Regions from separate parts of the Mus musculus genome. Here region 1 is linked to region 2. Evidence: chromatin loops called from intact Hi-C (ENCODE). Cell type or tissue: heart. All regions are shown on one strand. Region 1 has its middle 140 kb from the start of Mbnl1. Region 2 has its middle 180 kb from the start of Rap2b.

Region 1 (5,000 bases), 550 kb after region 2:
TATCTGGATGCAATCCCCTTCAGCTCCAAAGAAGTTCCTCTTAACTTTCATGTATTTTGTTGTTGTTGTTGTTGGCACACAGATTAATTACTGTTGCCTGTATAAGAATGAGTAGGGGTTGCTTACTGGAAAGTGAGTAACTTTTTCAGTGGCCATGCCACTGAAGAAAATCACAACCTCTGGCCCAGTGCTAGTCAATGGCCCAGAGTTCCCCAGTGATGGGCATTTTCCTTATACATAAGCAAATGGCAAGAAACCTAGTCTGCTGAAGTTCTTGTGCAGGTAACCATGGTTACAGTGATTTTATGAGTGAAATGGTTGTGTCATGCCTAGAAGACACTATTTCACAGTCCTCCTTCCCAACCTCTGGCACTTACACTCTTTCTTCCCATTCATACTTCAGTAATGTTCCTTGAGCCTTGAAAAGGGTAAAATAGAGGGTTTCCTTAGGGACAGACACTTGGTTGTCATTGATTCTCTATGCCTCCACCAACTGTCAGTCTTTAGATTAACTACCACCCATTGTAAGAAGAAGCATCTCTATTGAAGGCTGAAAACAGCATTAATTTATAGTTATTAAAATGAATATTTAGAAGGCAGTTTAACAACATGTCCATTGAGCAAAACAACAGTAACAGGCTCTACCCTAAGGCCCATGACCAACTTAAGCATGGCTCTTCACCAGATTCACAAAAATAGGCACAATGTTCTTCCTATGTAATGGGCTTGTGATTTATTCAGAAACAGATTGGTCACCCATCTACTAGCCATACCGTTTTTGCACCAGTAGATCAATAAGGTGTCATTATGGTAGCTCCTTAGGTCCACATGTGGGTAGGCTACTAATGATGTTTCTCCACTAGTAGATTGCCTGGCTACTTTAAGCAGAGTGAAAGTTATCCAGAAAAGAAAAACTTCTGTCTCAGATGCAGCTCGGTTTCTTAATGTCCTGCCCACCAAGTATGTGGAGTCTTCAACAATAAGTTCTTAAGATCTAGTTTTGATGGGCATCCAAAGGCATTGACATTACTAGCCTATAATGTTTGAGAGTCCTCTTGGGCTTTTGGAGCCACATTCCATAGATATCCTACACTTGGTACTAAAATTTTCCTTTTATAACCCTAACCTTCTGGCAGAAGCAACATCACCCTATTCATGGTGCCTCCATTCAAATTAGTTTTTAAAAATTATTTTTGTAAATCTATGACATAGTAGGTTTCCACATGACTCTTTCATATATCTTTGGTGTTAGTTAACCCCTCCTTTCTTCTCTCTTAACCTATGACTTCATCAGCAGTTAAATAGTTAAATCAGTATTGCCCTCACTTTCATTTTTGTTTTTGTTTGTTTGTTTGTTTTTTGTTTTTTGGGTTTTTTTTTTCCCTTCGGTTTTTCGAGACAGGGTTTCTCTGTGTAACCCTGGCTGTCCTGGAACTCACTCTGTAGACCACGCTGGCCTTGAACTCAGAAATTCGCCTGCCTCTGCCTCCCAAATGCTGGGATTAAAGGCATGCGCCACCATGCCCGGCTCCTCCCTCACTTTCATACCTGTGTGTTCTGCTATTCTTTCCTAAGGTCTCTAATTTAACTTCTCCTTCTAATGGTGCCTTTCTGCCTTCCTGGTCTTCACAGGCACTCCAGTGTAAACACAAGGCTGTACAAATTCCAACCTAAGATTCATACATGAACAAGAATATGTGGTATTTGTCTATCCTGACCCAAGTCACCTCCCTCAGTATAATTTTCTCAATTCCCTTCTATTTTTCTGTATACCACATAACTTCAGTTTTCTTTTACAACAAATAAAACTGCATTGTGTTTGTGTGCCTTAATTTTGTTATCAGTTTGTCAGCTGATAGACATCAAATCTGACTATTTTGAATAGAGCAGCCATGAAGACAAATGGGCAAAATCATCTCTGCAGTAGGATAAAGAATCTTTTGAATATATTCCCATGAGTTGTATACATGGGTTACATGGCAGAACTATTTTATGTTTTTAAGAAACATTCACACTGAATTGCACAGTGACTGCAGAAATTTGCACTTGCATTAACAATGAGCAAGTGTTTCCCTTTCCATACATCCTTGCTAGTATTTGTTGCCTTTTTTTTTCCATTCTGATTGTGAGATAGAATTTCAAAGCAGCTTTAATTCATATTCCCCTTGGGGCTAAGCATATTGAGCAGTTTAATTTATTAGCTATTTATGCTTCTTCATTTGAGAACCATAGCCCATGTTCTAAATCTGAGTTATTTCTTTTCTTAGTATTTAGTTTTCTGAGTTACTTTTATTTTTGGTAGTAAACCTCTATTAGATGTTTAATTGCCAAGGACTGTCTCCGGTCCTATAGGCTGTTATACGAGTGAGGACTCGGTTAAGTTTGTTTTGCTAATAGAGGAATTTTAATTTCACAAGCTCCCATCTGTCAGTTGTTGGTCTTATGCCCGGAGCAACCACAGCCAGTTCAGAACGTCATTTCCCATGACCAGATCTTGATGAGTACTTCCTACACTTTCTTCTAATAGGTTCAGAGTTTCAGATCTCACACTGAGGTCTTTGATCCATTTTGAGGTGATTTTTTTTTTTGTACAAAGATCCAGCTTTGTTGTAGATATGCAGTTTTCCTCTTCTCATTTGTTGATGCTGCTGCCATTTCTTCAATGATTTTTTTTCTTTTTTTACATCTTTGTAAAAAGTCATGTGACTGTTGCTGCTCAGATTTATATCTAGGTTCTCTTTCTCTTCATCGCTCTACATGTCTGTTTTCCTGCTATTGCCGTGTTGTTTTTATTACCATGCTTTCTAGAGTGTGGGAACATAGTCAAAAGAATGACGCCTTGGGAAAGTGAGAGAGGTGCCAGGAAATAAGGCAGAGGGCCGTTTTACATCAAGTGCATTTTGTTCCCTGGATTGCTCTCTATTTCTTGCCTTCTGTGACAAATATTTGCATTCGATTTAAGATACGTTTATTCTTGTTGGATGTCAGAGCATAGCTGTGGAATCCACTCTAGTGACAGGATGATGAGTGCTGTGCTCACTCTACCCTGAATCTGGATATGGCTTGCTGCCTTGGCTTTACCCTTTCCTAGATACAATCTATAGTGGGAGCCAGACAACTGTGTTTAAATTAGTTGTCCTGAGAAAGTTCTGGAAAAGGGCTGCTGTGTAAATATTTAGTATGTACTTACTGACATTTATTTACATGTTTCTCTGATCATATTTTCTGACTGTGTTCCTCTGAACTCAAAACAACCTTCCTTGGATCATGGCTTTCTTTGTTACGTATGGGCACTAAAAAGCACACCAAACTGAAGTAAAATTGTCTAAAGCGTTAGACTGCAGGCCGCACCATTCTTTCAGGTCCTCCGATCCCAGGTCTTGCAGACACATATATTCATAATAGATGAAATTTGACACTAGGGTATAAATTAAAACCAGGGATAGTAGTGCTTCTGGCAGTATACATTTTGCTCAGAATTTTAAGATTGTTTTTCATATCTCTGTAAAGGATGCTAGAATTTTGATAATAATTTCACTGAATTTATAAATCACTTTAAAATATTAATTTATTTCTATGTTTGAGTGCTTAGACTGCATGTATGTGTATATGTAAGCCATGGGAATTTCTGGTACCCATGGAGGTCAGAAGAGGGATTGGATCTCCTAGAAATAGAGTTACAGATGGTTGTGAGCTACCTCCTGTGTACTGAGAATGAAACCCTGGTCCTCTCCAAGAACAAGTGTTCTTAACTGCTGAGCCATCTCTTCTGCCATCTAAAAAAATGAGTTTTGATAAGAAATTTGCATATGCTAAAAGTATTTGTGAACTGTATGTGTTGTCAGCTCTGTGAGATTTTTCTGATGAGGTCTTTAAAATCCTTTGTGTATAGAACCACTCCTAAGCAGAAATATTTTGACTTCTTTCTTTCCAATTTGATTCCATTTTTCTCTTGTCTATTGCTTTAGCTAAGAGCTTATACTATCTTGAACCTGAAAAGAGAAAATGGATAGTATTATCTACTTCCTGATATATGTGAGAATCCAAGTTTCTCTCCACATTTTAAAACAGAGGTCACAGGTATGTCATATATAACTTTTATTATGAAGAAATGTGTTCCCTCCATACCTCATCTCTACAGGGCTTTTTTATGGCAGCATGTTGAGTTGTGTCAAATATTGTTTTTGTGTGTATTACAATGATTATGTGGCTTCTGTCCTTGAAACCATGTTATGATGAGTTGTATTTACTGACTTACATATGTTAGATAATCCCTACATTTTGGAATGAAGGCAACTTGAAAACAGTGACTTTTTTTTATATTTTGTTACATTTAATTTGTAAGCATTTTATTTACTATTATTGCATCTATGCTCATCAGGGAGACTGAGTTACATTTTTTTTTTTTGTTGTGACTTTGTTTTGGTATCAGGTTAATAATGGCTTTGTGGGAAATAAGATTGCACTTGATCCTTCCCTATTTTATAGAATAATTTGACAAGAATTGGTGTTAATCATTTTTTTGTACCTCTGGTAGTATTTACAATGGATCCATGTGCACACATGCTATTCTTAATTGGGAGTTTTCCTTTTTAAATTACTGATTTAATTTTATTGTATGTGATAAATCAGTTTGAACTGTTTATCTCATTTTTCTAAAGGTGATGGTGAAGTGCTAAAGACACCCACTACTCCTGTGTTAGAGTTAATATGTGACTCAATAACTAGAAATATCTGCTTTATGAATTGTGCCTGCCTGTATTGGATGTATATGTTTTGAACTGTAATATGGTCTTCATGGATTGATCCCTTGATAATAATTAAATGACACTTACTTTACTTTGAAGTGTATTTTATCTGATATTAGAATAGTGATATTTTCTTCTTTTTTTCCATTTTCTTAGAGTAATTTTCTCCATCCTTTCTTTCTAAGATATTGTCTCTTTTATGGTAATGTGTACTTTTGAAGGCAAGGGAACAAAGATCCTGTTTTCTAATCC
Region 2 (5,000 bases):
AAGTGACAAACAAAGTTAACCACCACAGATGACAATGGCTTGTCCTGCTCATCTCTGGAACTTCTGCCTCCCAGTTGTGGTAGAATGCTCCACCACCCCAGGGCTTGTCCTGGCTTGGTTGCTAGTACTTATCCAGTATCCTGCTTTACTTTTGTGGCTTTTGTTACTTTGGAATAAAATTTTTCCTAACTCTCCTTCATGAGGTAACACAGACGCAATACTGGTCTGCCATCTCTCCCAGAAGTTAACAACTTTACATTATTTGCTGGAATAGTTTTTATAGCAGGAACTCTTCTCTAGTTGAAGTTCATAATAACTTCGCAAGTGATTTCAATATGAAATCTTAGAAATGCAAAAGGGTAAGTCATAGGACATTTACAAAAATTATGTATAACTGAAAATGCTTATCAAGAACTGAATAAAAGGACATAAACAGTATGTACATATGACAGAATGTGAGTTCAAGGAATAAACATGTTTATACAAAATAAATAAGGGCATGCTCACCATCAATGACAAATCTTAAAATCACATCTCTGAATTAAATGCAAAGAAAATAAAAGGATGAGGACTTACCTAAGTGGGAGAATATTCGTTTAGCATCTATGGAATCCTGGGTTCAAGTTACATAAAAAAACAATGCACAGTAGCACAGTCTCATATATGCACATTAAAATATTACATTGGGTATGGTATTTAAAAGATCATTTCTTTTCTCATCCCAGTGAAAGATACCTGAGATTTCATTTCTACTCACATTTTCAGAGAACTCGGTCCAAGATTAGCAAGCTCTATGGCTTTCAGGCCTGTGGCAGGGTAGAAATATCACCTGGGAAGAGCAGACTAGAGACATCTGTTCACTTCATGGAAGCCAAAAAGCAGAGAGGAGACAGGCATGTGTGATACAAAGGTATATTTTTCTAGAACTTGTTCCTCAGCCTACTTCAACTGATAGTAGCCACCCACTCATACTTTATACCACATTCCCAAAATGGCACAATGTTATAAATTCATAGAGAAATTAATTCATATACTACATTACATTCTTCATAATTGTATCATCCCCTGGAAGTATCTACTAGCTAGAAACCAGGCTTTGAACTTATGAATCACTCTGAGGCACACTTCATAGACAAACTATGGCAGTTTATATTTGCTTATGTCTGTGTGCACATGTGTACCTGTGTCTCTGTAGGAATGTTTGTATGTGCACAAAAATCTATCTTTCTATCTATCTATCTATCTATCTATCTATCTATCTATCTATCTATTTCAAATTCACACTAATATGAGAAGCCTCATATCTGGGAAGAGAAAGAATAAATGTTTGACTAAACACACAAAGAAATTAATAAGATCAAAAAATTAAATAGGTGAAAACTAGATTACTTCAAATATTTGTTTAAATGCCCCCTTTCTCAAAGAGGTATATACACATCTCCAACTTCTTGTTTTCCTATATTAATTCTCCTCCTCCTCTTCCTCCTTCTTCTCATTTATATAACATGAAGATGGATTAGAATCTCATTGAGAACTAAATTCCTCAAGTGACAGAAAGAGAACACAAGTAAAGATCTCATGAAGTGACTCGTGCTGATTTGATATTTAAAATGCCCCCTAAAAGTTTGTGTTAAAGCTTACTCTCGAGTCAATATTCTAAAGTCCAACGTTTGTGAGGTGACTGGATAAAAAGAGCTCTGGTCACATCAATAGATCCATTTATAGATTCAAAATTCAATAGACTAATAGGAGTTATGGAAACTTTAATGCATAGGGCTTGATATGGAAAGGTCATTGCTGTTTGCCTTTGAAGTCTACCCTAAGCCCCTTTCTCTACACATCACTGTATCCCTTTCTCATGGTCTTTGATTCCTGGCCAGTGTGAGATAAGCAACTCTCCTCCAACATATGTTTCCTGTGATGGTGTTTTGTCTTTCCAAAGTCACAAAGCAATAAGATCAATCAACCATAGACACCTGACAATGTGAGCCAAAATACACTTTTTAAAAAGGTGGATACACAAAAGCTATCTTTTTACAGATATGGAAAACTGACTGGTGCTGGTAATTGCAGAGCTTTGGCTAAGGTTAAGGGAATCTTAGCTGCCAGCTAGAGTTGTGAAGAAGGAACAAAAGGAAAGAGTGGTGTTAATGAAGTCCAGAGGGAGCACTAGTCCTAGAAAAATCAGACATCCAAAAGGTGGTGCTGCTGTGCCAGACACCAGGCTCTGTTAGACATGGACTCCCAAACGGAAGGGAGGGAGGAAGGAGGGAGACAGACAGGAAAATGCCACTTCTCCTTACATTTGCTCATTTTCATAAAAAACAAACAAACAAACAAACAAACAAAAAAACAATTGATCAGGGAGACTGAATGCTTTTCACAAACCCAACAGAAAAGGACATGGAGTGAGTTTCAGTGCAGTGGACTGAATGATCAATCCTGACTGAAAACAGGGATACCCAAACAGTTGATAAAACATTACTGGTGGGTATTTTTGAGGATGTTCCTAGAAGAGATTAACGTTTGAATCAGTAGATTTTGTAAAGAATCCTGCCCTTATGTGTGGGTAGATATCATCCAGTCTACCTTAGATCCTAGGGACACCAGAAAACCTGAAGCATTAGGAGTCACTCTTCCAGAGCTGATACCTTCTACCTTTGGATATCAGAGCTGCAATATTATGGCCTCAGACTCTGAGACATTCATCAGTGTTCTAACTCACTTTCTTATTCAAAGACCTCTAGTTACAGACAGAAAATGATTATAATTAATTTCTCTGGTTATGGTGATTTCTAGACCTTCAAACTGAAGCTGAGTTATTTCATGTCTTCCTGGTTCTACAGCATTCAGATAGCACAATATAGGACTTCCTGTTTTCAATAATATCAGCAAAATTTCAAAAGATTCCTCCAGTCTATATGTTTATGTCATTGCTTCTGCTTCTTTGTAGTAATAGTAGGAACAAAGATTAGTATGTTATGTATAAACACATTTAATGGCATAAATTAAAATATAATTAAAATACTTGTTACCTATCCTACCATGAAAGAAAGTAAACTCCAAAAAGATAGAATATAAATTTTACTCATGGTACTCTCCAAATTTTAAAAGAGTGCCTGGTATAATTTAAGTAATACATATTGATTATTTAGTGAGGGATGTGTCACAATTTAATGTTTAGGACCAATACATTTCTTTGATACTGGGATGCAAGAAAGAAAGATATCTATGTTAGGGTCAATGATAGCATGAGACTGACAGTCCCCTTCATGATTCTGAGGAGAACTGTCCATGTTGAATGAACTCATCTTTCAAAACAAAATTAATTCGATTAAGATTGTAGAGTAATGTGTCTGTATTTAAATCTTATGGTTGTATAAATGGCAGAACTTTCCACACATTTAACTGTGCTTCAAAGACCTCATCAAGCTGGTGATGTCAGCAGGCAAAGACAGGTGACTCTTGTGGAAGCACAGGAGGGCTACAGCTACAGGCATGTGTTCTACAGATACCAATCTACAATGAGCTCACTTCAGTAGCTGTCTCTTACTTCTCTTCCTTTCTTATAAATCTCCACAAAGGGAAACTATTCAATTACTAAAAACCAAGACATCATGAATTTTGCAGGCAAATGGATGGAACTTGAGTATATCATCCTGAGTGAGGTAACCAAGACCCAAAGGACATGCATGGTATGTACTCACTGTTAAGTGGATACTAGCCATAAAAGATACATGTTATACTCCACAGACCAAAGAAGCTAAACAAGAAGGAAGGTCCAAGCAAGGAAGCTTGAATCTGACTTAGAAGGAGGAATAACATAGTCATAAGAGGTAGGTGGAGGGAGGGAACCGGGATGGAGGAGGAATGGGGAAGGGAATGAGGGATTCAGGATCAGGTATGGGAAAGGACAGGAGAGATGTCTGTATGGCCATGAAAATGAATGGAAATCTGCAACTATTGGGGGTGAGGGGATGGGAGATGGGCATCTACAGAAGACAGAGAGAGACCTGGGATAATGGGGGTGCCCAAGAATCAATGGGGGTGATCTTAGCTATGACTCACTTCATTAGGAATGTGAAACCTGATGAAGCCACCATTTTTATCCAGGCAGGAATCCCAGTGGAGGCACCAACTCACTCGCAAAACTTCTGACCCAAAATTTATCCTGTATACAAGAAATGGAGGATGGAATAGAGAATGAGGTAATGGCTAACTAATAACTGGCTAAATGTGAGACTCATCCCACGGACAAGCACCAATCTAACACTGTTAATGATGCTCTGTTATGCTTGCAGACAGGAGCATGCTGTCCTTTGAGAGGCTCCTCCCAGCTGCTAACTCAGATACAGACAGAGGCAGCCAAACAGAGGATGGAGCTTGGGGACTCTTATGAAAGGATAAGAGGAAGGATTACAAACCTGGGGGGAATTGGAAATCTAGAGCAAGACCAACAGAGTCAACTAACCTGGACCCATGGAGCACTCAGAGTCTGAACTACCAACTAAAGTACATACATAGGCTGGACCTAAGACTCCCCACTCATATGTAGCAGATGTGCTACTTGGCCTTCATGTGGGTCTCAAACAACTGGAATAGGGGCTATCCTAAAAGCTGTTGCCTGTAGTTTTATGTGAAGTTCCTTGATCCACTTAGATTTGACCTTAGTACAAGGAGATAGGAATGGATCGATTCACATTCTTCTACATGATAACAACCAGTTGTGCCAGCACCGTTTGTTGAAAATGCTGTCTTTCTTCCACTGGAAGGTTTTAGCTCCCTTGTCGAAGATCAAGTGACCATAGGTGTGTGGGTTCATTTCTGGGTCTTCAATTCTATTCCATTGGTCTACTTGTTTGTCACTATACCAGTACCATGCAGTGTTTATCACAATTGTTCTGTAGTAAAGCTTTAGGTCAGGCATGGTGATTCCACCAGAGGTACTTTTGTCCTTGAGAAGAGTTTTTGCTATCCTAGGCTTTTTGCTATTCCAGATG

The links. Hi-C counts contacts between places; a loop is a spot of excess contacts. Peaks named below come from ENCODE experiments on the same cell type or tissue, not always from the same donor. Only the 100,000 strongest peaks of a DNase experiment are listed, where the experiment ranks them.
Region 1: a loop joins it to region 2, with 9 times the contacts of the local background. A loop is called at or near these places in 2 of 42 quality-filtered maps.

What each region holds. Positions count from the first base shown.
Region 1 is chr3:60,636,784-60,641,783 of GRCm38, reverse strand. No RefSeq gene overlaps it. Among named protein-coding and RNA genes, the nearest start is that of Mbnl1, 140 kb to the right of the region's middle. In heart, no CTCF peak of the experiment used is centred here; a DNase peak (open chromatin) is centred at 2,443.
Region 2 is chr3:61,183,190-61,188,189 of GRCm38, reverse strand. No RefSeq gene overlaps it. Among named protein-coding and RNA genes, the nearest start is that of Rap2b, 180 kb to the left of the region's middle. In heart, a CTCF peak has its summit at 2,194; no DNase peak of the experiment used is centred here.